Regions from separate parts of the Homo sapiens genome. Here regions 1, 2, 4, 5, 6 and 7 are each linked to region 3. A link is a contact called in ENCODE Hi-C or POLR2A ChIA-PET data. All regions are on one chromosome and are shown on one strand. Each heading gives the region's core, a stretch centred on a gene start or an enhancer-like site at or near the end of the contact. The rest is flanking DNA. Distances are from core to core; before and after follow the strand shown.

The links. Hi-C counts contacts between places; a loop is a spot of excess contacts on that map. ChIA-PET counts read pairs that join two places held with the same protein, here RNA polymerase II (POLR2A). Pooled maps may share reads with other maps.
Region 1: a map with no recorded cell type shows a loop between it and region 3 (22-fold over the local background). The contact joins the promoter of NUDT2 here to the promoter of VCP in region 3. A Hi-C loop is called at or near these places in 3 of 37 single-sample maps with no recorded cell type and 14 of 50 pooled maps. POLR2A ChIA-PET finds 5 or more read pairs at or near these places in 2 of 52 experiments (T-cell and activated B cell).
Region 2: a map of naive thymus-derived CD4-positive, alpha-beta T cell shows a loop between it and region 3 (25-fold over the local background). The contact joins the promoter of MYORG here to the promoter of VCP in region 3. A Hi-C loop is called at or near these places in 1 of 168 maps with a recorded cell type or tissue (naive thymus-derived CD4-positive, alpha-beta T cell), 2 of 37 single-sample maps with no recorded cell type and 9 of 50 pooled maps. POLR2A ChIA-PET finds 5 or more read pairs at or near these places in 2 of 52 experiments (Caco-2 and activated CD4-positive, alpha-beta T cell).
Region 4: a loop to region 3 is called in a map of CD4-positive, alpha-beta memory T cell, with 12 times the contacts of the local background. The contact joins the promoter of MSMP here to the promoter of VCP in region 3. A Hi-C loop is called at or near these places in 1 of 168 maps with a recorded cell type or tissue (CD4-positive, alpha-beta memory T cell), 1 of 37 single-sample maps with no recorded cell type and 6 of 50 pooled maps. POLR2A ChIA-PET finds 5 or more read pairs at or near these places in 6 of 52 experiments (BJ, HCT116, MCF 10A and 2 more).
Region 5: a loop to region 3 is called in a map with no recorded cell type, with 14 times the contacts of the local background. The contact joins the promoter of DCAF12 here to the promoter of VCP in region 3. A Hi-C loop is called at or near these places in 2 of 37 single-sample maps with no recorded cell type and 8 of 50 pooled maps. POLR2A ChIA-PET finds 5 or more read pairs at or near these places in 1 of 52 experiments (activated T-cell).
Region 6: a pooled map shows a loop between it and region 3 (5-fold over the local background). The contact joins the promoter of RECK here to the promoter of VCP in region 3. A Hi-C loop is called at or near these places in 4 of 50 pooled maps. POLR2A ChIA-PET finds 5 or more read pairs at or near these places in 3 of 52 experiments (T-cell, activated T-cell and naive thymus-derived CD4-positive, alpha-beta T cell).
Region 7: a pooled map shows a loop between it and region 3 (3-fold over the local background). The contact joins the enhancer-like site here to the promoter of VCP in region 3. A Hi-C loop is called at or near these places in 1 of 168 maps with a recorded cell type or tissue (naive thymus-derived CD4-positive, alpha-beta T cell) and 8 of 50 pooled maps. POLR2A ChIA-PET finds 5 or more read pairs at or near these places in 8 of 52 experiments (B cell, CD4-positive, alpha-beta T cell, MCF 10A and 5 more).

What each region holds. Positions count from the first base shown.
Region 1 is chr9:34,326,971-34,330,844 of GRCh38, reverse strand. NUDT2 (nudix hydrolase 2) reads right to left here and starts at 1,276. Exons shown (of 5, transcript NM_001161.5): 1 at 1,246-1,276. KIF24 (kinesin family member 24) reads left to right here and starts at 1,577. Exons shown (of 13, transcript NM_194313.4): 1 at 1,577-1,739. RefSeq lists enhancers at 1,331-1,520, 1,056-1,563, 1,651-1,750, 1,851-1,910.
Region 2 is chr9:34,375,248-34,378,835 of GRCh38, reverse strand. It overlaps MYORG (myogenesis regulating glycosidase), which reads left to right and starts at 1,938. Exons shown (of 2, transcript NM_020702.5): 1 at 1,938-2,043. RefSeq lists a silencer at 1,574-1,963 and enhancers at 2,009-2,589, 2,590-3,171.
Region 3 is chr9:35,070,232-35,073,999 of GRCh38, reverse strand. It overlaps VCP (valosin containing protein), which reads left to right and starts at 1,375. Exons shown (of 17, transcript NM_007126.5): 1 at 1,375-1,663. The coding sequence starts at 1,647. FANCG (FA complementation group G) reads left to right here. Exons shown (of 14, transcript NM_004629.2): 14 at 1-161. RefSeq lists enhancers at 808-857, 878-1,017, 1,218-1,267 and a silencer at 1,668-2,297.
Region 4 is chr9:35,752,232-35,755,744 of GRCh38, reverse strand. MSMP (microseminoprotein, prostate associated) reads left to right here and starts at 1,469. Exons shown (of 3, transcript NM_001044264.3): 1 at 1,469-1,745; 2 at 1,977-2,085; 3 at 2,465-2,755. The coding sequence starts at 1,616. The coding sequence ends at 2,645. It overlaps RGP1 (RGP1 partner of RAB6A GEF complex), which reads right to left. Exons shown (of 9, transcript NM_001080496.3): 9 at 1-3,094. The coding sequence ends at 2,871. RefSeq lists an enhancer at 1,656-2,855.
Region 5 is chr9:34,124,455-34,128,291 of GRCh38, reverse strand. It overlaps DCAF12 (DDB1 and CUL4 associated factor 12), which reads left to right and starts at 1,594. Exons shown (of 9, transcript NM_015397.4): 1 at 1,594-1,938; 2 at 3,015-3,269. The coding sequence starts at 1,861. RefSeq lists a silencer at 1,860-1,909 and an enhancer at 1,344-2,045.
Region 6 is chr9:36,035,635-36,039,139 of GRCh38, reverse strand. It overlaps RECK (reversion inducing cysteine rich protein with kazal motifs), which reads right to left and starts at 2,227. Exons shown (of 21, transcript NM_021111.3): 1 at 2,042-2,227. The coding sequence starts at 2,141. RefSeq lists silencers at 1,948-2,097, 2,108-2,307.
Region 7 is chr9:35,633,328-35,637,088 of GRCh38, reverse strand. It overlaps a transcript of CD72 not described here. Among named protein-coding and RNA genes, the nearest start is that of SIT1, 16 kb to the left of the region's middle. Within about 2 kb of position 2,353, at least 2 of the 41 ENCODE cell types and tissues checked have a DNase peak (open chromatin) inside an H3K27ac peak, as active enhancers do; they include B cell, where a contact is called at or near this core.

The sequences.
Region 1 (3,874 bases), core at 27-2,526, 740 kb after region 3:
GGACCACAGGCGCCCGCCACCACGCCCGGCTAATTTTTTGTGTTTTTAGTAGAGACGGGGTTTCACCGTGTCAGCCAGGATGGTCTCGATCTCCTGACCTCGTGATCCGCCCGCCTCGGCCTCCCAAAGGGCTAGGATTACAGGCGTGAGCCACCGCGCCCGGCCGCTACCATTTTTTAAGAAGTTACTACTCGCCAGGCGTTGTGTCAAGTGCTTTACCTTCATTATTTCACTTAATCTTCACAACAACCCGCTGAGGCATTACTGCCATTTTTCAGAAGAGTAGAAAGGGAACTATAGCTCAGAGATGTCTGGGTAAGTGACTCAAATGTAGGTCTGCCTGACTCCTAACATCAATGATCTTAACCTTAACTCTATAATAGCGTTTTACATTTGACAATTTGATTGCATTCAGTTTTTTTTTGTTTTGTTTTGTTTTTGAGACGGAGTCTCGCTCTGTCGCCCAGGCTGGAGTGCAGTGGCGCGACCTCCGCTCACTGCAAGCTCCGCCTCCTGGGTTCATGCCATTCTCCTGCCTCAGCCTCCCGAGTAGCAGGGACTATACGTGCCCGCCACGACGCCTGGCTAACTTTTGTATTTTGTTTAGTAGAGACGGGGTTTCACCGTGTTAGCCAGGATGGTCTCGATCTCCTGACCTCGTGATCCGCCCGCCTTGGCCTCCCAAAATGCTGGGATTACAGGCGTGAGCCACCGCACCCGGCCTGCATTGTTTACGCTGTCCCTTTTTTGTTTGTTTGTTTAAGGCGGTGGGGCTCTTGTTCGACTTTCTTTACTTCTGCTATAACTGCCACGATATTATCCATTCAATAACTGAAGCAATTAGAAAACATAAAATCTCTTTTGGAAAGCAGGCGGGGTTTAATGGGTAGCAACAAGTGAAACTGAGGCCCAGGGAGGGGAAGGTTCGGCGCCTGGGCCTCTGGGCCCTAAACCTGGACCTCTCCCGCCTCTGGGATTTGGACGACCCACCCTATCCCCACTCCGACGGGGACAAGCAAGGCTCAGAGTCAGGGAACCTCCCTTCTCCCGGTGCAGACAGGAAAACTGAGGTCCTGAGAGCGGATGGGACCTGGCCTGCCCACACCTCACTGCCAACTTAGAGGAGGGCGCATCCCTCTCGGGCCCTGCAGCGACCAGAGGTTTGCCAGAGGCAGATTCCCATCGCTCCAAGGCTCATTTCCTCCACTGAGAACTAAAATCAAGTGGGCCCTTAAGGGTACTCACCCGAAGCAGAAGGAGGTAGGAGGCGGACCTTGGACGGAAACTGAAGTACACCGGCCAATCAGAAGAGCCTGGTTACGCTTGGGCCCATCAATAGAATTCGGCAGAAGGATCTTCGACCCGCCTCAAAGGTGCGCGTCTCACACTGAAACGTCGCGAGATCTTCCCTCAAGCGGAACGATTGGCTGAAGGTCGGAAATTGAGAGTTACGCCCACGGTTTCTTCAGACCTCTGATTGGTCTTCCAGAGGAGAAGTCAACGAACGTCAACCGATTCCTTGGATGCCCATTGGTGGGCGGTGCGGGACTGGCGACGCGCGGGCCACAGCGCGGGCGTTCGAACTGGCGCTTGGCGGCGTTGCCATGGAGATGCGGCCTGGCCGCCGCCGGTGGCTCCCGGGTTGACGGGACTGTTAGGTTGCGGGCTTTGGGGCTCACTCCCGACGGCATTGTCTTCTCCTCTTCTCAGACAGGGCAGACCGAGGAGTTTGGACCGAGGTGAGAAAGGGCGGGGAGAATAGAGGAGGGGTAGGTCTGGTCCGGAACCGTGGCGCCTGCCCGCGGACACGGGTGCGCGTGACGTCGGCTGAGCGCGGGAGGAAACTGGCAGTTGTGAGGGAACCGAGAGTTGGCCCCTCTTGGCTCTTCCTAAAGTTCACCTACTTTCCTATCTTTCATCCCCATATCTCTGCCTTTTCTTCAGCAATTATCTTGAACGCCACTTCTCTCACTTTGGGAGACTAAACTCTTGAGTCCCAAAGCCTTCTTGCTTTTGAACCGATAAGCCTGACCGGCACCTCTTTTAGGGCATTTCTATTCGCCCTTGGGTTGTTTACTTCCGGGAAGCCCGTTCGCTTCCCTTTTCCCATAAAATTTTGAAGCCTTTGAGGTAAGGCAAGCATCGTTCACAATGTCTTGCACATAGTAGATTTTCAGGAAATATTTGTTGAGTTGAATTTAATTTACAAGAAATAGATTGGATTCCTCTTCATGCCCTGCCTTGTTGTCTCTCTGCTTCAGAGACGATTTTTTATTTCGAGGCTAGGGGGAGGCCACCCTAATCTTCAATGCAAAAGGACCTAAAAGTCCACACACAGTCCACAGCTGGCCTTTCTACTCTTTGTGAAAGGCTAAACTTTTTTGGATTGGTTGCTGCAACTCTTCCTGCATCTGTGGCTTTTAGCCTTGGTCTCCCAATAATTTTATTAGACTCCTTTTAGTCTTTGCTTAAAATAAACCATTCTGTTGCTGTATGCCAAGATAATTTATCTCCCTTTAGCTTCTTAGTGACCGGCAGCTATTGTCACATTTTAAGTGTGCTTTGGAAAATGTTTTAAAGCATCTTCTTTGTACTTGTATTCTACAAGTAGAGAGGCTTTGTAGTCTCTCTATTGAAGTGCATATAACAGCTGCTCAGGTGAACTCCATCTATTCATCAGGTGTCTATGATAGAATTGCGTTCCTAAGACTGTTTCGTTGTTAACTCATGGATTATATATTCACAGCCTGATTGTTGGTGTGATTGCTCCTTATATCAAATTCATAGCTCACTGGTGGCCTTAATAAAAGGAGTGAAAAAGTTCAGTACAGCAGCTATGTTCTTGTTACCCTTTTATAAAAGTTTGAAACACTACCTTATAGCTGTGACATGTAGTGGAAACCCACTACATGTGGGTTTGGCTTTGGCTCTGTCTCTGTCTCTAATTCACTGTGGGTGGCTTTGCAAGTCATTTAGTCCCTTTATTATTATTATTATTTTTTTTTTATTAGAGAAAATGTCTTGCTCTGTCACCCAGGCTGTAGTGCACTAGCATGATAATAGCTCACCGCAGCCTTGAACGCCTGAATCTAGCCCCTTTAGACCTCATTTTTTCCATCTGGAAAATCAAAGAATTGAATTAGATTAAAATTCCTGTGGCTCTACTCTCAAGTCAAGTAGTTGATGTCAGGTAGACCACACACTCTCAGCCTTCCAAAGACCATACAGACTTTTTTTTTAGCTGCTGAAAGTAGTAGTTACCATTTATTGAGTGTTCACCCCGTACAAAGCACTGTATCCAGGGCTTTATATGCATATTACATTTTTCTTAGTGTAGCACATTACTGCTAAGATAGCATTTTATTTAAAATTTGTGGTTTTATATTGTTAATGAAAATCTTTAGTTATTCAGAGTGTGTCCTTGGGGCAACCTAAGGTATGAGCCTCTCAGTTTTTAGTTTAGGGAGAACCACAGTTTCTTTCTCTGGGCTGCTCTTTTGTCGTAAAGTGAGGGGCTGAACTCTTCTAGATCCCTTCCAGATCTAGTATTCTATGATGCCTGATATATTAATCCAGTTTCCCTATGCTGGCTCAGCAAACCAGTTTATAATTTGCACAGTGTAGATCCTCAACACATTTTGTTAAATAAATAATAGAGTTCTACTTCTTAAACCTTGAGTGTATGGTCATTGTATACCTCCCAAGTTACTGTCTCAAGGGTTTTGATGTTCATATCGTGTTGAATAAGAAGAGTTTTCTGTAGGTATAAACTAATAATAATAGTATAATATATTGTTGAGTGTTTATATATCAGACACTGAATGTAGCAGTTAATTTACATTATTCTAATTAACCCTCATGAAAGGAAACATTT
Region 2 (3,588 bases), core at 689-3,188, 700 kb after region 3:
CCAGCTGCTATCCTCCTCCCCTGAATCCCAGAGCCCAAACGGATGGGTCCACCCTGCAATGCAGGCAGGAGCCATCTACTTTCCACCCCACGAAGACCCTCCAGCTAACATTTCTTCAGTATGCTCCCAAACTTAGATGCCCTCCCACTCATCAGAGGACCCAGAATCCTTCCTTCCACAGTCAAAGACCTATCCCTACACCCAAAGCTCTTGATCTCTGCTTCCAGGAGTCCCCATCACAGCCTCCCAAAAGCCTCTCTGTGCTCAGACACCCTTGCTGCACAAGGTGTGTCCCCCATTCCAAGTCCAACTGGTCAAAACATAATTTTGGAGGGTCTCATGACAAAGAAATTTCAAGTTGCAAAACAAAGCCCTGTTTCTCTGCCCCTCAGGGAGCGAGAAGGGGCCATTCTAAAATCTCTGTGATCTTCAGTATTTTTATTTCTGCATCAAATAGATATGAAACCAGCTGGGTGCAGAGGCTCACACCTGTAATCTCACCACTTTGGGAGGCAGAGGCAGGAGGATCACTTGAGCCCAGGAATTCGATACCAGCTGGGGCAACATAAAGAGACCCCTTCTCTACAAAAAAATTTAAAAATTAGCAGGGTATGGTGGCACACACATGTGGTCCAAGTTACTCAGGAGCCTGAGGCGGGAGGGGATAGCTTGAACCAAGGACATTGAGGCTGCAGTGAGCTATGTTAACGCCACTGCACTCCAGCCTGGGCGACAGAGCGAGACCCTCTCTCAAAAAAATAAAGACCGGACGCGGTGGCCCACACTTGTAATCCCAGCACTTTGGGAGGCCGAGGCAGGTAGATCACCTGAGGTCAGGAGTTTGAGACCAGCCTGACCAACATGGTGAAACTCTGTCTCTACTAAAAATACAAAATTAGCCAGGCGCGGTGGTGCGTGCCTGTAATCCCAGCTACTTGGGAGGCTGAGGCAGGAGAATTGCTTGAACCCGGGAGGCGGAGTTTGCAGTGAGCTGAGATCGTGCCATTGTACTCCAGCCTGGGCAACAAGAACGAAACTCAAAAATAAATAAATATAAAAATAAAATAAAATAAAAAAGAAATGAAACCTCAGAGTCTTGCCCAGCCCCCGGGGAGAGGGGCATGGCGGGGCACACCCACTTTCCCGCAGCTTGGGCATTTCTAACTAAAGGCTGTAACTTAGGAGGAGGGGCTGGACCCTATAAATAACTAGTCTGGGGGTAGCGGTCTGGGAGGCGGGTGACGTTGCAAAACACCGAGCAGAAACCGGTCTTCTCAGTCCCTGACCTCGGACACCGCTGGTTTGGTCCGGTGGGAACCGACAGCTTGGACTCGCGGCGGGTTGGAACTACAGCTCCCTCCGTGGGGCCCTCGATTGGAAGCACCTGCATTGGGAGCTGAGATACTCGCGGAATTCCGCCACCACTTTTCCGTATGGAAAGCTGAGGGCTTGTGAGAGCGTTATACCGATATGGCCTCCACCTGTCCAAACCGGGAAGGAAGGAATTCCAATGGCCAGCTCTGCTCCTTTACCCTGCAGCTCTCTCCCTCTCATCCTCATTCCAAACCTAGCCTAGAGGTGCAAGAACCCCAACCTTCCGCAGCTGCTCCTTTCTGCAGAACTACATGTCCCAGCAGGCCTGGGGCCGAGCCCCGCCCGCTTGCGGGTTAGCAGTGGCCCAGGAGGGGCGGGCCCGCCGGCGGGAGTCGGAGCCGCGGGGCGCAGGACTGAGCAAGCCTGAAATGCCAGGGGCAGAGCACAGAGCGGTGGGAGGAAGGTGGGGCTGAGGGGCGGGGCCACAGATCCGCCTGATAACCTGGGAGGAGGGGTCGAACGTCAAGGGCAGGGCTGGACTCTGAGGCCCGAGACGAGACTGGATGACTGGGGCGTGGCCGAGGAACCCCAGGGCGGGACCCGAGGAGGGGCTGTGCCCTGCCAGACAGAGCCCCGCGCGGCGCGGCGGCAGCTTCACTCTGGTTCAAGCGCAGGGGATCGGCGGGAAGCTCTTTCACCCCCGCTTCTGCCGGGCTGTAACTGCAATGGGTGAGCCCAGCGGGAGGGCTGTGGGGGGCGGGGGGCTGCTGAAGGAGCACGATTCCTGAACTTTCGCTCCCACCGATGAATGGGTGGAGCGAGCCTGAACACCTGGGCCCATCCCACGGCCGCGATTCCCGCGGGGCGACAGGTCCCTTGACCTCGGTCGGCCCCTTCGGACAGTATAGCCTTCAGGGCGGGGTAGGGAGGGCGGCTGTGGAGTATTCCAGGCTATGTAGGCAGTCACTCGATCCCCGCGGATACCGTCGCCTGGCAGGAGAGGGAGATGGGCCGGATCGAGTTGCCTTTGACATTTCCATCCCCCCGGGAACTGTGTCCAACTAACGATTCTACTTGGAATGGCCTCCCCTCAGTTGAGTCGGGCGGGGCCCTCCCCCTCAGACCAGACTAGCTGTGGCAGCCAAGGCTGAGGTTGAGTGTCCGGTGGGGAGAGGCTCAGCAGGGGCAGAGCCCAGACTCCACCTGGCGGAGGCGGCAGATTACAGAGGTCTCTGGCACCACTGTTAACACCGGAACCACAGACTTCCTCCCCCAAAGCCCCGGTACCAGATGCCATTAAAATTGCCCTCTTTGCTGCCCTCGTGGTCTTCGTGGTCCGCGTGGAGCAAGCAGCAGCACCAGCCCTTGGAAAGACAGGCCTCACCATGCCATGTCCATCTGATGGAAGCTGGTCCCACCAGCTCAGCCCCAGGGCTCCTTTCTGCTACTGCATTCAGGCAGCCAGGTCAGATCATTATCTCCCATCTCCTAAAACTTACACTGTGGAGAGCTGGGCTGGGATTTTAGATCCAGGCAGCCTTGATACCTGGCTAACTTCAGACAAGTTCCTTTTTCTGTTTGGGCCACGTTTCCTCACCTGTAAAATGGACACTGCAGCTATGTCTGCTGTTCCACATTGTTGATAGAACTGGATGCTGTGGTGACATTTGGGACACTATCATGGTGCCTGGGGTGGGTGGGTGCCCAGGCCTGTGGGCTTCTGTCTTTCATCAAAGAACTTCAGATCCCAGAAAATTAAGATTCTCAAAACATAACTGTCGGAAAGGGCTTTTGAATCCACCTTGGTGGCCTCTTCCTGCCTCCAGGGCTCATGAGATAGGCTGACTTCATATGAAAGTTTTGAGGATGAGGAAGTCTCTCTCCTCTTCAGATACTGACCCTCTCTCTCCTTATTTCCTTGGTGCCCAGAATAGGGCTTTGGTTATCTTGAATGAATGAATATAAACTCACAGGTGTGATCTGAGCCACCTAAAGCCTTCTTTGGGTTCTGCTCAGCTTGAGGGCATCACCTAAAGGCCACTGGCTGCATTTTCCAGGAGGTGTTTTCTAAGCTGTATCTATATAGGAATGGGGAGGAAAGCTAAGTCATTGTAGACTGAGAGAAAGGGAATAAGAGTCTGTTCCAGACCAGCTAGGGCTGACAAGCTTAGGCAGCTGGGGGCAGAGGGCACTGAGAATGAGGCCCTGAGCTAGCACCGTGTGGGAAGTGCCTATGGGAGGAGCTGTGTATTGACATTTAGGATCAAATTCTGC
Region 3 (3,768 bases), core at 126-2,625:
TGGACTGGTGAGATTGGTGGTAGGCCTGTGAAATTTGCCCTAGTTACTACCATTCTCGTTTTGGAGGAAACAATCTCTGCCACCACCAAGTCATTGACTTTGCTCGAGGCACCTTTTTTCCTGTTTCTCCTTTTCTGTTGTCGAGTAAAATTTCATATTTATCTCGTCTGCCTACTACATATACTTGCGTGGGAAGGCTTGTGACCGTCTAGTTGAGTGCTAGTTGTCTATGATGCCCTTTCCTGACATCGTCTACCTTATGAACTTGAAGTCTGGGTATGAGGAAAGGGCTACAGGAATCCTCACTTTGGAGGCAGTGGCTTTAGTCCTTCACATTGCCTGAATGCAGAGCCCCAAAGCCCAGGACAGTGACAATGAGTGGAGTTGGGTCTGAAGGGTGGTCTAGATAGGCCTCTCAGGACAAGGGCAGGTACCTGTTACTTAGAGACAGGCAGGTTTCTCTCAGAGTAACTCTTCACTCCCTTCCTAATTCCAAATTCTAGAAATTCGACTCGTCTTAGTCAAATGTGTCTGTGTGGGTACAGGGTGAAAGGTGAATTGAGTCAGCATATCACCAACAGCTGCCTGTTGACTACTAACAGGGACCCCTGTTATTTGGGGCCCAAGGATTTTCAAGTCCCAGCATATGCAGTTTTCTTGCTAATTTGGGTTCTACTGAATTGGCTGTGTGTTCTGTGGTTGCCCTTTGACTTCTCTGGATTTGAGTGCCTTATTATAAGGTATTAATATTAATGACGGGAGGAAGAAAGGCACAAGCGCTGAGAAACTGCAAAGGCTGTGGGATTGGGGTTACCAGAGGGTGCAGTGACAATGGGGTAGGAGTGGGGTGCTAGTCAGAAAGTTCAGAGTAGGGGTGGTTGGAGGCAGCGTTGAGAAGGAGCAAGAAGTGTCAGGGTGGTGATGGCGTCTTAGAAGATCTCCAGGTTTTGGGAGAAGATGGGTGTATGGGTTACCACAATAGGACTAGACTAATACAAGGGTTCAGTCTATTGTGCCACGTTCTTCCAGGAGGATAAACTCCGGAGCCAATGAACTGGAGCCAAGTGGGAGAGTCCGCCTCTAAGGGATTAAAGGGTCTCCTTTCACTAATCGATCTCGCCCTATTCCTTTCGTTGATTGGCTGAGAATTCCAATCCGTCGAGGAAGCGTAGCGTTGCGGCCAATTGACGTGGCGTTACTAGGCGTGTCGCATCACTGAGGCGGGAGCCAGGCCGCAAGCGAATTTCCTGATTGGCTGTGATCTGCGGGTTGCTGGGGAGAGGCGCGGAGAGGCGGGCGAGAGTCCGCAGGGCAGGCGCTGATTGGCTGAGGTGGGAGCAGCTTCCCTTCCGATGATTCGGCTCTTCTCGGCTCAGTCTCAGCGAAGCGTCTGCGACCGTCGTTTGAGTCGTCGCTGCCGCTGCCGCTGCCACTGCCACTGCCACCTCGCGGATCAGGAGCCAGCGTTGTTCGCCCGACGCCTCGCTGCCGGTGGGAGGAAGCGAGAGGGAAGCCGCTTGCGGGTTTGTCGCCGCTGCTCGCCCACCGCCTGGAAGAGCCGAGCCCCGGCCCAGTCGGTCGCTTGCCACCGCTCGTAGCCGTTACCCGCGGGCCGCCACAGCCGCCGGCCGGGAGAGGCGCGCGCCATGGCTTCTGGAGCCGAGTGAGTGTGCGCGCGCCGTTCGCTTGCTGCGGCGGCGCGCACCGGGACCAGCCGCGCAGGGTAGGCCCGGCGGGGCCTGGCCGTGGGCGCGTCAGAGAGGTGGAGACCAGGAAAGAGGGAAGGGAAGCTAGGGGGCGAGTGAGGGGCCGTGGACCCGGCAGGCCCGGCTGGGGCCAGCTGCGCACCCGCGCGCCCCCTAGGCGGGGCTTGCGTTGGGTCCGGGTCGGAGCCTGGGCCGGATCGTGCTGTGTCATGCAGGCCCCGGCCCGCCCGATTGGCTCCCTTAGAACGGACGTCTGGGCCTGGCCAGGTCTTCCGGCCCACTCCGCCGGCGCGGCGCCCCGGGGCTTTGGGGCGCCAGTCTGCCGTCCGGCCTACCACCCGCCGAAAGCCTTTGGTCCCCGGAGAGAGCAGGCCCCGCGAGCCCGAGGCCCCAGCCGGGCCCGGTGGGCGTGGACTTTGCGCCATGTGAAGGCCTCAGGAGCTCTGCCACCGAGGCGGAGCCCGGGGTCGGGGAAGGCCCGCCGAGCTCAGGGAAGCTCACAGCCGCCTTTTTGGAGCCGGGTCGGCGGGGCCGGAGGTGGGCATCCTCTGTGTGTGACCTGAGTCGTGAAGGACTGTTAGGGAGAGGGCGAGCCCTACCTTTCGCTTCTGGTCTTCTTACTTTAGGCCTGTTGTTCATACTAGAAAGTTTGAGCCAGTTTTCCTTAATGTTATGACTCGTGGGTGGGGAGAAAGGAATTTTTCTTTAACATTTTAGGTTCTTGCTAAAGTTGGAATCTCAGTTCGTGTTTTGTGCGCCTTTCCAGATTTCCAGGTTTCGTGGTGTGCAGTTTAGAGTTGCACTAACTCTTCAAAAACACAAACGTGCGCGCACTCCTTTCCCCAACCAGCTATATTGAGAAATTACCCGGGCTCTGGGGCTTTCTGACCCCACCTCCATCCTTAGGAAAGCGTTAGATAAAACTTGGCTACCTCAGCCCATTCAATTTAGAATAGAGAGCTTTTAGAGGCAAAAAAAAAAAAAAAAAAAAAAAAAAAAACACAGCCAGCCCAAGGAAACTCTATGCAAATTACCTTCCTTCCTTGAAGAGATTAGTTTTTTGAGGTGTGTTCCTTTTTCTCAAGTTTCTGAATTCGGATAAAGTATTACTCAGTTGCTTATTTAAAAGAGTCACTTATTCTGAAAGTATTCTTTTGGTTTATATGCAGTCAGCCTCTTATTTTCAAAAGTAAAAATCTAAAATTCTTGGAACCTGGCATCATCAGCTGTTTCTAACCTCTTGGTCACCTTGATGACTCTTAGCTGAAACCCTTCCAAGTCCCGTGGAGTCCCCTGTGCAGTTCTGGAAAGGGATTGACTTATACAGAAGACAATGGAGGATTGCCCCAAAGAGTGTCCAGAACTGCTGTTGGCCCATGGTCAGGCCAAATTCAGTCTTTTAGAGATTACCACATCTGATCTCAGTAGGTAGATGGGGAATTAGAGGCTTTACCTTAAGAAAAGGGCATACCACTCATCTCCAGAGCCAGAGTCCGGGATGGTAGGCAGAATGGAGGTTTTCCTAGGATACAGCTTTGAGATTAAAATACAAACTATTGACCGGGCACAGTGGCTCAGGCCTGTAATCCCAGCATTTTGGGAGGCCGAGGCAGGCAGATCACTTGAGGTCAGGAGTTTGAGACCAGCCCGGGCAACATGGAGAAACCCCATCTCTATTAAAATGCAAAAAGTAGCCAGGCATGGTGATGGTGCACACCTGTAGTCCCAGCCACTCTGGAGGCTGAGACAGGAGAATCACTTGAACCCAGGGAGGCAGAGATTGCAGTGAGGGAGATCGCGCCACTGCACTCCAGCCTGGGCAACAGAGGGAGACTCCGTTTCAAAAAATAAAAAACTATGGTGACTAGAGGCATCTGGCGTTTTATTTTTCTCCAGTCCCAGTTCTATAAGTCAAGCAAGAAGATGGGCAGTCCCTGGAAGAGTATTTTGATGGGACAGGAGTGGGAGAGCTCGTGGGTTTACATTGCTCTCAACTGTCACATTGAGCATGCTTGGCCTCTAGTGTGTTGATAAGCATTGGAAGAGTCTGCCTACTCAGCAG
Region 4 (3,513 bases), core at 220-2,719, 680 kb before region 3:
CAGGAGGTGGGCGGCAGGCGAGTGAGCATTACCGCCTGAGCTCCTCCTCCTGGCAGATCAGCAGAGGCATTAGATTCTCACAGGAGTGCAAACCCCACTGTGAACTCCGCATGCAAGGGATCTAGATTGCACACTCCTTATGAGAATCTAATGCCTGATGATCTGAGATGAAACAGTTTCATCCCAAAATCATCTCCCCGCTGCTATCCCCCTCCATCCACTGGTGGAAAAATTGTTTTCCACAAAACCGGTCCCTGGTACCAAAAAGGTTGGGGACTGCTGACAAGGAGTATGAGTGTGAAAGGTGCAGAGGTCTATGCCAGGAGACAGCCATCCCCAATAGAAGCCCTCAGCTATGCACAAACTGCTTAATGTCATTCAAAGAAAATAATGTCGCCCATTTTGCCTCAGAGCTTTAGCCCCAATCACAGCAACTGCTATTTCCTGACGCTTACGCACCAGAGATGGTGATAAGAGCACTGCACGCATTATCTCAGTAATCCTCATAACAGCCCAATGAGTTGGCATTACTATCCCCAATTTATAGATGAGGAAACAGGCTCAGAGAGGTGAAGTAATCTGACCAGGTTACATAGCTAAGTGGAGTCAGGATCTGAATCCAAGAAGACTGTCTCTACAGCCCATGCTCTCAATAATCCATCCTGGGCTCCTCCAGAACCTGTGGGAAACTCAGAGGATGCCAAATGATAAATTCCTAAAAACCTCACTCCATTATATATGGGAGGAAAGAGAGGACACCTCTGTGAACCTGGAGTGATTCATCCCATCAGGGCACTTAGAGATGCTCCTCTTTGAAAGGGGAAAGAACCATCCCCAGATGTGGGGTGATCCCACATCTGCTGTATGTTTGAAGGTGATAAGCAATGGACAGTTCACCTCTGGAATGCCTGAGGAAAAGAGACCCTCCCCACCATCTCTGAGGGGCAGCCCTATTTCTTGGATACATTAGGGAAACCCTGCCCTAGGATCTGAGGGAAACACAGTCTCCACTCCAGGTGCCTGCTCACTCTCCTGGAGCTTCTGGCCGTCGCACCCTATTGCAGCTCCTGGGTTTGGCTGGGGCACAGGATTAACCATCCCCAGGAAATGCCTCCCTCCGGTCCAGGCAGGGATCCCAGCATACACACCCCTGGTGGTGGCAGTGGGGGAGAAAGGGGGAAGGTGGAATGCTTCCTTCTCTCCAGGTCAGGGAAGAGATCTGGGGACCACCTGGGGGCCCTCGCCCCTCCTGCCTCCTTGCTGGGGAAGTGCCCAGTCCAGTGCCCCCTCCATGGCCACCTCCCTCCCTCTAGCTGTGCCGGGGCATGAATCAGCTCTCACAGCTTGTTAAAGCTAGACCTCTTGTTTTCATGCCCTCACCTCAGGAAACAGAGTTACAACTTTTCCAGCTCTACTCAGCAGGGGGCCAGGGTCCTCACTTTATAAACATCCCCAGCCTGTGAGAGCAGAGGGCAGGGAGATAGTGTGAGACAGGAGCCCAGGGGAGAAAGACAGAAACTAAGACTCAAGGAGCAACGCAAAGCAAAGTCAAGGAGTCAAGACCAGAGTAGCTGAGCAGAGGCCAAGAAGGGTCTGAGAGGGCTGTGCAGCAGCAATGGCCCTAAGGATGCTCTGGGCTGGACAGGCCAAGGGGATCCTAGGAGGCTGGGGGATCATCTGCTTGGTGATGTCTCTACTCCTCCAGCACCCAGGAGTCTACAGCAAGTGCTACTTCCAAGCTCAAGGTAAAGTGGGGTGAAGCGTTAGGAATGGAGGAGCAGCAGAGAGGGCACAGGGAGGATGGGGCCTTACAGATGATCCCGTGTCAAAATACCCAGGCTTCCTCCAGCTGTGAAACAGGAAAGACAAACTAAATACGGGGATAGTGCGTACTTACTGTCTCCACCCCAGACCAGAAGAGCCTCTGCCTCTCATCAGCACTCCTACACCTACTAACATTTCCCGTTCTTCCCTAGCCCCCTGTCACTATGAGGGGAAATATTTTACCCTGGGTGAGTCTTGGCTCCGCAAGGACTGTTTCCATTGCACCTGTCTGCATCCTGTTGGCGTGGGCTGCTGTGACACGTGAGTGACCAAAGATGGCCAGAGAGAATGACTCTGATATGAGTGACTGAGGGATGACCAGGGAGTGACTAGATTGCTGTGATGTAAGAATGAACAGAAGAGCAATACAAGATGGGCCAAACCTGAAGGGACCAACACTAGTGTGAAAGATAAGGCTTCAGGCTATAAATCAGGGGAGGTTGGGGTGGACCTGGAGAGAAAATACTCCTGTTATAAAACAAAAAGGCCCACATATGGTAGGTGACAGCTTAGTTAGGAGGACCAAGGGGCCACTGAAAGGGGCTCTGTGGGGGGAAAACTGTGAGAGAGGGAACATGTGGGCAGGGATAAAGGCAGCCTTTCACTGTGCTGACTCCTTCCCCTATCCTTGGTTCCCCAGGTCCCAGCATCCCATCGACTTCCCGGCTGGGTGTGAGGTACGTCAGGAGGCAGGAACCTGCCAGTTCTCCTTGGTGCAAAAATCTGACCCTCGGCTGCCCTGCAAAGGGGGAGGGCCTGACCCAGAATGGGGCTCAGCCAACACCCCTGTTCCTGGGGCTCCTGCTCCCCACTCCAGCTAAACTCAACTGATCATCCATCTGCTGACTGCTCACTGCTGCTGCCACTTCCAGGGAAACCACTAGCAGCTGCCAATGTATTCTGAACAAATAAATTAATGCTATAGCTGAAAGCCCGACTCTCACTGTCCACGACATTGGACCCCAGGTGGAAAAAGTGGGTCCCATTAGAGTCCAGGTGCTGAGTTCTCAGTATCCGGAAGGAACTAGCACCAGGGTGGGCCAGTTTCAGATGGTTATGGTGCTGGTGCTGGGGCCTGGGGCAGCATATGAGGCCAGGGTGGGGCTAGTAGGCAGCACCTTGATGGGCAGGTCCCAGCTGAAGGTGTCTACAGGTACTTGCTCAGGTCCTGTCCAGGTGGTAGGTTCGGGCTGTTCCACAGGGGGTAGGAGTACCAATCCTGGTTCTCGGGACGTTACAAATTCAAAATGCAATCTCCACTTCAAGGACACTATGGAAGAAAAAGATTAAGGTAGAAGCATCAGAAGCTAGCAGGAGTAAAAGCCAATGACAGGATATAGTTAGTGAATGAGAAGAAAACAATCTGTGTTCAGGAAGACAGGGAAAAGTCACAGGGCAGGGAGCTGTGATTAAGGGTTTTTCTGAAGCAATGGGTACTACCACAGATGTGAGCTGAAGATAGCAGTATTAAGTACCTAATAACCTAAGAGTGAGGCAGTCAAGTCTAGGTAGCATGAAGTAATCAAAAATCAGTGTATCACAGGGTCCTAGTAGGTAGGTGTGGGGAAGGAGTTCTATCAAGCTGTTAGGAGTTTAGGGGTCAGTGCATCTAAGAAACAGGAAGAGGTTGAAGGTCTGAGAAACTGTTCCGGGTCAGAGGCTAGACGTGGGTATGTCTGGGAGTGTGTA
Region 5 (3,837 bases), core at 345-2,844, 950 kb after region 3:
GCTACAGAGTGAGACTCCATCTCAAAAAAAAAAAAAGAAAAGAAATCGCGAGCTCTGCTATAAGGTACATTTGGGGATGGTTCCTAGGTTGTGAAGATGAAGTAAAGGAACTTTGAGAAAGAGACTGCAGCAGTGCCCAGTGTGCCCCTCTTGGCACTGACAGCCCAATCTGAGCCTAGAGATTCTCAAAGGATTCCAGACTCTTGCCCAGGGGCTCTTGGGTCATCCAGAGCATTGCGGGGCAAGACAGAATTAGAACAGACTCAAAAAAGAAAGCTGACCCACTCCTGACCCACTCACTATGTGCATATCTCTAAAGGGACAGGCCTGACCAAATAAGATGGAGCTGCCTTTCGCAAGACATTAGGGGTTAGTGGTAGTGCCGACTTGGGATGGCAGGAGACCCTGCTTCAATCTGGTCTTTGATTCGGCTTGGAAAACAAATCCAAATCTCCTTGTTGACAGAACTTGAGATGGTCCAACAGAGCTCCTTGGAGGTATGAGGCCTGAGGCCTGAAGCCTGAAGTGACCAGCAGGTAACTGGGCACCACAGCCTGAGGCCAATCAGCCCCAAGCAAGAGCATCCTGCTTCCTCAGAGGGTTTGTTTGCTTGAGGAAAGCGAAGGCTGGCAGTCATATTCCTTCAGGATCTTCCAAAAATGTTGGCAAGGGTGATCCTGATGAAGCCCCCTTGTTTGGAGGCCAATGCCAGCTCTAACTGGACTGGCAAGCCAAAAATGACCACTCTCTTTCCTGTAGTTCAGAATTCCCGACCTGCCCTAATGGAGACGCAACCTGAATCCAAGAGTGAGGCAGGCAGCTACAGATAAGTTTACAGCGTGATGACTACTTCATAAAGCACAAAAGACCATGTGGTTTAGATGGCAGGTCATGGAAATCTAAAGGGAATGGTGAAGTTGCACCGTAAGGGGAAGGTGACTGAGGAGCTGAAACTGACTGAGGGGCTGAAGCATTTCGGACAGGAGAAAGGATCAGGAGGAGACAGAGCGGAGAATGGAGCCTCAGGGCTACCCAGCGGTGGGAAGAGGGTAGCCAGAGACTCGTAGGGCGGCCTGGGTTGGTTGTGCTGGGCAGGTTCTCAGTGGTGGGAAAGTCTGGCCACACTGCCCTGACTTCCTGACTGGACTTCACCTCGAGGGTGGGAGCGGTTCCTGCCCCCCACCCCCCCACCCCCCTGTCCAGCCCTTGGAGCCAGGGCACGGTTTGTGACAGATTCAGGGAAACGTTTGGTGCCAGATGGGAGGTAACCGGGTTAAGGCCTGCACTAGGGAGGATTCCTTCCCCCAGCAGCACTGGTGGTCCTCACTTCCGGGTGCCTGCGGATAGGCGGGCTGGGGTCGGAGGTCGGCGGCCAGAAGCCAGATTCCCTTGGCCCCAGCTCGTCCACTTCCATCCAGCAGTAGCCAAACAACCGTTGAAAATGGCCTGGCGGCGGCCGGGAAACACCAGAGAACTATCTTCCAACCCCTAGATCCCGCCCATCTCGTTCCGGCGGTGTTTCCGTGGCGACGCTATCCGAAGTGCGGCTGCGCAAGGGTGACGGCGCGCGAGCAAGGGGGAGGGGGTGTTTTGGTTCTAGCCGCTCGCCGTCCTTGCAGGCTCTGCCGTCGGAAAGCCGCTCATTCTCGCTTCCCCTTCCCTTTCCCGGCTCAAGTCCTTCCTCTCTCTTTCCTTTCTTTCCGCCTATCTTTTTTCTGCTGCCGCTCCGGGTCCGGGCCATTTTCCGGGCCGGGCGCACTAAGGTGCGCGGCCCCGGGGCCCAGTATATGACCCGCCGTCCTGCTATCCTTCGCTTCCCCCGCCCCATGTGGCTGCGGGGCCGCGGCGGCGCTGCCCACTATGGCCCGGAAAGTAGTTAGCAGGAAGCGGAAAGCGCCCGCCTCGCCGGGAGCTGGGAGCGACGCTCAGGGCCCGCAGGTGAGGGTTGAGAGGCCGGCACCTGGGTGGTGAGGCTGAGGAACCAAGATGGGCTTAGGGTCCGCAGATCCTGCGACGGGAATCGGGGTCCAGGGTCTGCAGTCAGAGGCAAAACAGGAATGGGTTCAGGGCCTATAGGGTCAGGACTGGACCCTCGTTAACTGGAGGGCAGATAGGCCAGGGCGGTGAGGAGCCAAAGGGGAACTCAGGAATGGGACATAATCCGCGGGAGGCCTGCATTCGTGGATAGGGCTTGAAAAGAAACCAGAATCTTGGCTTTGGAGGAAGGGGAAACCGAAGTTAAGGGAATCGGAAACAAACTCTGGTAGAGTGAACTCTACCTTCCATGGGCCCTAGGAAGCTGGGATGATTGCGTCCCTCCTGGAAGAAGGAAGTAGTCTCCCTATATGTATACCCAACCCTGAGCTGGGCCTTTCGGCGTTTGGACCCCAAAAGAAACAACAGTTCCCAGGTATCATCTCTATGCCGCCCCCTTTGGAGGGGAAGGCCTTCTTGGACATAGATATGGCCTCTGATTTCCCGGGGGCCTACTACCCCGTTGGCGGTTGATTTTTCGAATTCTGCAACTGCCTGGAGCGCGGGCATGATGACAGAGGAACGGTCATTGATGATGCATCCCTGGAAGACCTGGGAGCCAGGTCTGGCTCCTTGGACTGTATCTTCCGTGCTCCAGTGGGAGTACAGACTGAGAGGGAGAAGGGGGCTGGGTAGAGATGCAGCCCATGTCGGTATGGGAATCACTCTACCTCTCATTTCCTTCAATCTTTCACTCCTAAAATGTCTAGTAAACCTTTTAGTCTGTTCTATTCTGCATTCATTCCCTTGACTTTCAGCCCTTGTAATTCACATTGGTAAGTTTGACTGTGAGCAACATCTTTTTAATGTTGGAAGAGTTAAACGACTTTCTGGATTGAGATTCTTGTTCTCTTGTGTTTGTATTTGTGTTGTTTGTAAATTCTGCAGTATGAGTTATGAGTTGGTGATTTCTGTAATACAGTAGGATCTGTTCTGAAGAAGAGTAGCCAAAGCCCTGATTTCTAATGTTGTTTCCACAGTTTGGCTGGGATCACTCGCTTCACAAAAGGAAAAGACTTCCTCCTGTGAAGAGATCCTTAGTATACTACTTGAAGAACCGGGAAGTCAGGCTACAGAATGAAACCAGCTACTCTCGAGTGTTGCATGGTTATGCAGCACAGCAACTTCCCAGTCTCCTGAAGGAGAGAGAGTTTCACCTTGGGACCCTTAATAAAGTGTTTGCATCTCAGTGGTTGAATCATAGGCAAGTGGTGTGTGGCACAAAATGCAACACGGTAAGTGCCTGGGGGGATGTGACCTCTCTCCTAGGTCGTGGATATATTGCTCCACTTGCTCTAGAACCTCTGCTAGTTTTCCCGTCTGTTTCTTTTAGGAGGGACTTGCCTTACTCTCCTTTCCATTCTTTCCCGTTGGTGACTTCTTCCTCTTTTCGTGTTCCTTTTTTCACTCATACATTTCTTTTCTGATAAGTCCTCAAAGGAGTGTATTTCTTCAGGCCCTCTCTGGATGTGCTGCTTCTAGAGGGTTGTTTGTTTGTTTGTTTGTTTTTGCCTCATATTTTTATGCTGGTTTTTAAGTCATAGGCCTCAAAGGAAAGATTTAAGAAATAATGATGCTTAGAGCATCATTCAGGATACATAATAGTGAAAACAGCCTAAGAACGTATGTCGAAGTATTTAAAATAGCACACTTGGCTGTTTTTTAGTGAACAGAATCTAAAAATGTATAAACTGAAATATGAGAAATACATGAACTGTTTCCTATAAGGAAGGCAGGGAATGTGTGTCTGGTAGTATATTTCAGGGTATAAGCATTAGCTCTTTGGAAAGTAGCCTTTTTAAG
Region 6 (3,505 bases), core at 978-3,477, 960 kb before region 3:
TCATGAACTTTTAGAGCTTAGAAGGGCCTTTAGAAATCAACTAACCCAGCATTTTCTGAAGTGCGCTTTAGGTGTTATGAAGAAAAAAAGAATTTTATGAGCAAACAAGTTTCTTTCTTTAACAACTTTATTGAGCTACAATTTGTATACCATGAAATTAACCCTTTTAATATGTACAATTCAGTTGTTTTTAGTATATTCACAGAGTTGTGTAGCCATCACCACTATCTAATTTTAGAACATTTTCATTACTCCCAAAAGAAACTTCATACTCATTAGCAATCACTGCCATTCCCCCAGCAAAAAAGTTTCTTGTTTTTTTTTTTGTTGTTTGTTTGTTTGTTTTACCACAGGAATCCTTGGACCCTTTATTGTGAATCTAATGTGTTTTGTGAATTTATAAGACAGGGTACCATCTGCAGTATTTCCCGAACATACTTAATAGCTAATATTTCACTGCTTACTACGCTAAATGCTGGACATGTATTACCTCGATTCTCATAATAAAATCTGTGAGGTACCATTTATAATAAATGTGGCTATTTGAGCACAAAAAGATTAAAGCTAAGTAATTTGCTCAATGTTCTTAACCACTCCACTGTACTACCTCCTGCAGAACTGACTGGTTGTGGGAGGAGAATGGACAACTAGTATTTCATAATTTTGTAAGTGTTTCAGTTCAATCTCTTTTAATTTAACAGGGAGAAAAATGGGGCCCAGGAAAGTAATCTGATTTAGCCAAGAATACACAGCATTTTCTCTTTTATTCTTTGGGATAGTTTACAGCTAAATTTGAAACCTAGCTATAGTTAATACCCCTGTTGGAACTGACTTTGATTTTTTTTTGAGACAGGGTCTCACTTCCGAGGGCAGTGGCATATCACTGCAGCCTCAACTTCCCGGGGCTCGAGCAATCCTCGTATCTCAGCCTCGCGGGTAGCTGGAACAACAGGCATACACCACCATGCCCGGCTAATTTTTGTATTTTTAGTAGAAACGGGGTTTCACTATGTTAAGCAGGATGGCCTCGAACTCCTGGGCTCAAGGGATCCGCCCGCCTCCACCTCCCAAAGTGCTGGGATTACAGGGGAGAGCCTACCGCACCCGGCTGACTTTGCTTTTTTTTTTTTTTTTTTTAAGGTGTCTCTGCCTGTCTCCCTGTAAGCAATGCACTTCACCACTTTTGCATGCACACGTCCTAGCCATCTTTCAATGTCTAGTACAGCTAGGGGGAATCACTCCACTTTCCACTCATCCTAGGTCGATGTCCTCTCTCCCTCTGTGCACTCATACATGGCCCTTCATTTCCTCTGGACATTTCTGCCTTGAATTCGAGTTACTTCAATCTCCTGCTGTACCCCATCTCCTACCGAGAGAGCTTTTGGACGGAAGGAGTCGGCGTGCACTCAAAAGGCCAGCAAGCGGGAAGCAATCAATAAGCACTTAACAGTTTCCTATCCATCCTTGGTTTAGTTCTTGTAGAGCAAGAATTTCTCTCCTCAAGCCTGCCAGCCCCCGGGGGACAGGGTTTACTGATTTTTAATGTCTCCTGCCCGAGTCCAGGACCCACCACGCGGGCTGTGGGGACCGTCAGTGCTCACCGCCACCAAGGTCGTTATGAACCAAGTGCGGGTCAAGTAACAAGTAACAATAACTAACTAGGGCCGCGGTAGGGCGGCTGCGTATCCGAAATCCCATCTAAACCTCGCGACGATCCTGGGCGGGGGCATCGCACCCTTTTCTGACAAGCAGCAGAGGCAAGCGAAGGGGTCAGTGCCGAAGAGGGGGCCCGTGTCGGTGGGTGACAGACCAAGGCCTCAAACCCGAGTCACCGCCCAGAAGATCTTGGGGCGGAGAGAGTTCCTCACTCGCCCCGCCTCGGCACCAGCCTCTGGAGCGCTGAGACCTGGGGTCCCGGGGTCGCCGGACGTGGGCAGGGTCTGGGGGTCGCGCGCACCCCCGCCCCCTGCCCCGCGCCATCTTGGAGCGCTGTGGCGGCCGCTCCCGACAGCTTCGAACCGTTGCTCTGGAGGTTACTCACCCGCACTGCCCGGAGCCAGGCCCCCTGCCACCTCCGCGACCCCCGCCACGGCCAGCAGAAGGAGCAGCGCACCTCGCAGAGAGGCCCGGACGGTCGCCATGTCCGGGCCGGGCGGCTCCAGAGCCGCGGGATGCTCGGACCCAGCTTGGCCGCAGCCGCTGCCGCCGCTACCGCCGCCGCTCGCGCGAGGCCCCGCCCCCAGCGCCCGGCCCTTTGGTGACTGGCTGCGGCCCGCTCAAGCCCCGCCCCCTGCCTCACAGTGTTTCCAAAACCTCCCGGGGGCGGGAACGTGCCCCGTACCAGGGCTCTTTGTTATGGCCCAACTGTGTGTCGGCTTCTGCCAGGAGTCCACCAGCCCACGTTCTCCCAGAGTGAAGTCAGAGGATGTCAGAGCTGGGAGAGTCATTAGAAAACCTCTGCCACCTCCTGAGGTTTCGGGCCACTGAGGTGAGAGAGGAGACTGACCTTACTCAAGATCACACTGCAAGTTCACCTGAGAACAAGGGCTTAGTCCAAGGCCGAACCAAAGGGGCTTCTCTCCTTCATGTACCCTCAGTAATACTCGCAATATTCTTTCTGCCGAGACGCTGCCTCGCACCCAAAGAAAGCATGTCACCCGGGATCCTTCGGCCTCCCGCAGACACGGCCCCCTGACAAGGGTTCATCACTAGAGCTCTTTGGCACTATAGCCTCAATGTGTCTTTGTTGTACTTTAAAAATTATTTATTTATTTATTTAGGCAAGAGTCGCTCTGTCGCCCAAGCTGGGGTGCAGTGGCGCGATCTCGGCTCACTGCAACCTCCGCCTCCCGGGCTCAAGCGATCCTCCCACCTCAGCCTCCTGAATAGCTGGGACCACGGGCGCAGGTGACCACGCCTGGCTAATTTTTATATTTTTTTTGCAGAGAAGGGGTTTCACCATATTTCTCAAGCTGGTCTCGAACTCCTCGCCTCAAGCAATCCCCCAGCCTCCTCCTCCCAAAGTACGGGGATTGCAGGCGTGAGCCACTGTGCCTGGCCTTGATGTTACTATTAAGCACCTATTCCTGATAGGAAAAGAGGATAGGAGAACGCTTGTATACCTAGATGTGGAAAGCCTTGAATATCCGGCTGAGAAGTATAGACTTTGTCCAAGAGACAAGTTGGAAGTGGGTCCCACCCCACCCATCAGCCCAGCAGCTACGTGGAGAATGTTTAAGCCACTGGCTAGCAAAGCTAATTCATTGTCTCTTTTTTTCTCTGTGTGTTCCTGAATTAAACCCTTTTTCCTCCTTTTTTGAAAAAGCATGACCACCGTTTTAAATTCTCATGAAGACACCTGGGGCTAAATTACTTAAAACATTTTTAAAATTCCTTAATATTATTAAATATCCAGTCATTATTTACATTTTTCTTATTGTCTCATGATTTCTTTTTACAATTTTTCAAGTTCTAAACAAAATCCATATATTAAAGTTGGTTTTTA
Region 7 (3,761 bases), core at 1,104-3,603, 560 kb before region 3:
GGGAGGGTGTATCGTACAAAGTACATTCACAAGGGTGGGGGAATATCACAAAGTACTTATCGCAAGGGTGGGGAGGGTGTATTGTCACAAAGTCAATTGATCAGTTAGGGTGGGGCAGAAACAAATCACAATGGTGGAATGTTATCAGTTAAGGCAGGAACTGGCTATTTTAACTTCTTTTGTGGATCTTCAGTTGCTTCAGGCCATCTGGATGTATCCGTGCAGGTCACAGGGGATATAATGGCTTTTCTTGGGCTCAGAGGCCTGACAGGGACCTCAGTGACAGGACTATGTGGGACTTCAGGATCCTGCTCCTCTAGTTCCAAGACTCAGATACTCTCTTCATTTCTGACCTCGTGATCCACCCGCCTAGGCCTCCCAAAGTACTGGGATTACAGGCGTGAGGCACTGCGCCCGGCCAGAAAGTTCTTAAGAAATTACTTATAGGTGAAGAGGGTCTTTGGAAGCGATGTGGCCAGGGTCTCTCCATCTTTGGCCCTGCTCTGCAGTCTCTCAAAGATGGGTTTAAACTTCCAGCTTGGTTTTGTTACAAGGAGGGAACAGATTTAAGTGATTCTCATTTCTTCATTTCTACTTCTTTTATTTATATTCCATTTCTTCCCACTTTGCTAACTTGCTTCCCTATCCTTTACTGTATATTCTCTACTTAGTTGTTCTGGTTCCTTATAACAGCTTCATATTTCCTCTTCGGTCTTGTGACCTCAGTTAAATGTTTAATTATAGAAATAATGTGCACGTGGTTAAAAAAAAAGTCAAATAGAACCAAAGGCTACACAACAGTGGTTCTCAACCAGGGGTGACTTTGCCCCCACCCCCTGCAGGAAACATTTAGGGCATGTCTGGAAACATTTTTGGTTTTCACAACTGGGGAGGGGGTGGTAGTGGAAAGAGGTCAAGGATGCTGTTAAACAACCTACAAAACTCAGGTCAGCTACTCACAATAAGGAATTTCTCACCCAAAATTTATAGTGCTGAGGGTGAGAAATCCTAGCATAGGGGAAAAAATAAAAGTAAAAACCTCTCTCCCCCAATTCCAATTCCTACTCCCAGTCATAGTTCCCAGAGGTAACTACTTTCAACACTTCCTGGCTTTAAGTGTTTTGGTGACTTTTTATTTGTTAATAGTGATACTTAGACCTCTTAGAGCAAGAGAATTCTAGGAAACTCTAGTGAGGTTCTCCATTCCACACCCCCTCTGACAACTCCAGCTATAGGTGACAAACTTTAAGTGGGCTCCTCTGGGCTCCAAGCAGAGAGAATTCCTTATAGACAAGTTCTGGAAAACAGCCTCAGAGCCAAAAGCAAGGACTTTCAGGAAGAAAGCAAGTCTCAGAGACAGCCTGCTTCCCAAGGACAATCATGACTCTTCTGGGTCTTAACTACCAGCAAAACTAATGGTGGATTTAATTTCTCAGCCCTTGAGGCTGGGAGAATGCAGAAAAACCAGAGGGCAGAGGAACCTGCTGGCAGAGACAGCTGAATCCCTGACAGAAAAAATGAGAGCCTGGAAGAGATATGTGTGAAGCTCAAACACAAAAGATTTCCTTGAACTAGAAAATGTGATCTCAGAACTAAAAATTTCCATTGATAAATCAAAGGAGAGGACAGTCATTGCTGAAACCCCAAAATAGGTCTAGAAAATTAAATAGAAAAAAAGTCTCAAAATCTAGCACAAAAATATAGAATTGCAAATATGTGGTAGAAGGTAGAAGCCTGGAACAGATAGAGTAGACTTAACCTGCAAATGCTGTGGGTTCCAGGAGAAAAAGGAACAAGAGAGGAGAGATCATAATTAAATAATAGATGAAATTTCTCTAAGCTGAAGAAAGAATGATTCCAGCTCCAATTGAAACGAAAAGACACACACTCAGCTACATATAGGCAAAAATTCCAAAACTCTAAGAATATAGGAAATCTTACATACTTTAAGGCAGAAAGCAAGTTATTTTTTCTCATCTGCAACCCTGAAAGTTAAAAGACCCCCAGATGGAATGTGGGCTAATGAAAGAAAAGGCCTGCAACCTATACCCAGCCAAGGAAGAAAAAAAGATTTGCAAAAATCACTGAGTACCTCATCTGAGAAATACTTTTGAGAAGAGACTCTAATAAACAACAAATGAATCCTAACACAGACTTCAAGACAGGGGAAGAGAAGAAGCAAGAAACCAGTGGGGAGCAACGAACCATGTCTGTTTATGAGGTGTAACATATATGCTAAATAAGGACTCTTGAAACAGATGGAACACACTATAAGGGAAATTCTAATAAGGACTAAATTATCTCATTAAAACTGTGGAGTCAGGCGGTGGGGATAAGGGGAAGGTAAAAGTGTTCCAGAAGTCTAAGGCAGGGAGAGGTGGGGAGGAAAAATGGGAGAAAGGAAGGGAAGTGAAAGTAATCTAAAGGTCACATTTTGGCCAGCCGCGGTGGCTCACGCCTGTAATCCCAGCACTTTCGGAGGCCGAGGTGGGCGGATCACCTGAGGTCAGGAGTTCAAAACCAGCCTGGCCAACATGGCGAAACCCTGTCTCTACTAAAAATACAAAAATTAGCTGGGCCTGGTGGCGGGCTCCTGTAATCCCAGCTACTTGGGAGGCTGAGGCAGGAGAATCGCTTGAACCCAGGAGGTGGAAGTTGCAGTGAGCCAAGATCGTGCCACTGTACTCCAGCCTGGGGAACAAGAGTGAGACTCTGTCTCAAAAATAAAAAAGATTACATTTTATTGGGATGGGGAGGAAATAGAAGGTAATTAAAGTATTCTGGAAATAGTAGCTGTTGTTTTCATACACTAGAAAAGTCATGTGTATCTATCTGAGAGCAGGGACAGGGATGGTAACTATTAATAGAATGACAAACTCCAAATTAATGAGGAGAAAAATTGAATGAGTAGTAATTTATTTAATCTAGCAAAGATTAAAAAAAAGAAGAGTTAACAACAATATAAAAAAACTTTAAAACAAGTAAGATGGAAATAAGAAAATCAAATACATCACTCATTACAGTAAATAAAAGCGGACTGAAATCTACCATTAAAAGACTGTCAGATTTTGTTATAAATCAAATTTAGGCACACATTACTTAAGAGAAACACACTTAAAGTGATAAAGTTTTAAAATAAAGACATGGAAAGAGATACCAGGCAAATATTAAATATTATTTTAAAAACCAGAGGCTATATACAGACAATCCCCGACTTAACAATGGTTTAACTTAGGATTCTTTGACTTTACGATGGGTTTATCAGGGTATTAAATGCATTTTCGACTAACATTACTTTCTACTTATGATGGGTTTTTCGGAACGTAGTCCCATCCTAAGTCAAGGAACATCTGTACTGATATCAAACAAGAGAAATTTAAGTTACGGGCTGGGGGAGGTGGGAGAAGACTTCCTGCAAAGGGATAGGAGGATTTTGGGAGAGATAGGAAGGTTTTGTATCTTAATTGTGGTGGTAATTACACAACTGAATACACTTGTCAAAACTCATAGGATTGTACACTTAAAATGGATCAATTTGTTGTATATAAATTACAATGCAATAAAACTGGTTTTTAAAAAAAGAATGAAAATACTATGTTCACAAAATAAAAATGTGAAATGAGAAAACAGCGTAACATGAGAAACTCTCTCAATTACCCTGTATCATATATTATACTGTCAAAAAGATAGCAAGCTTTAAACAACACACGCACAGGAAAAATAAAGGGAGCACTTATTTCAAGAAATTATGAAAAGAATAA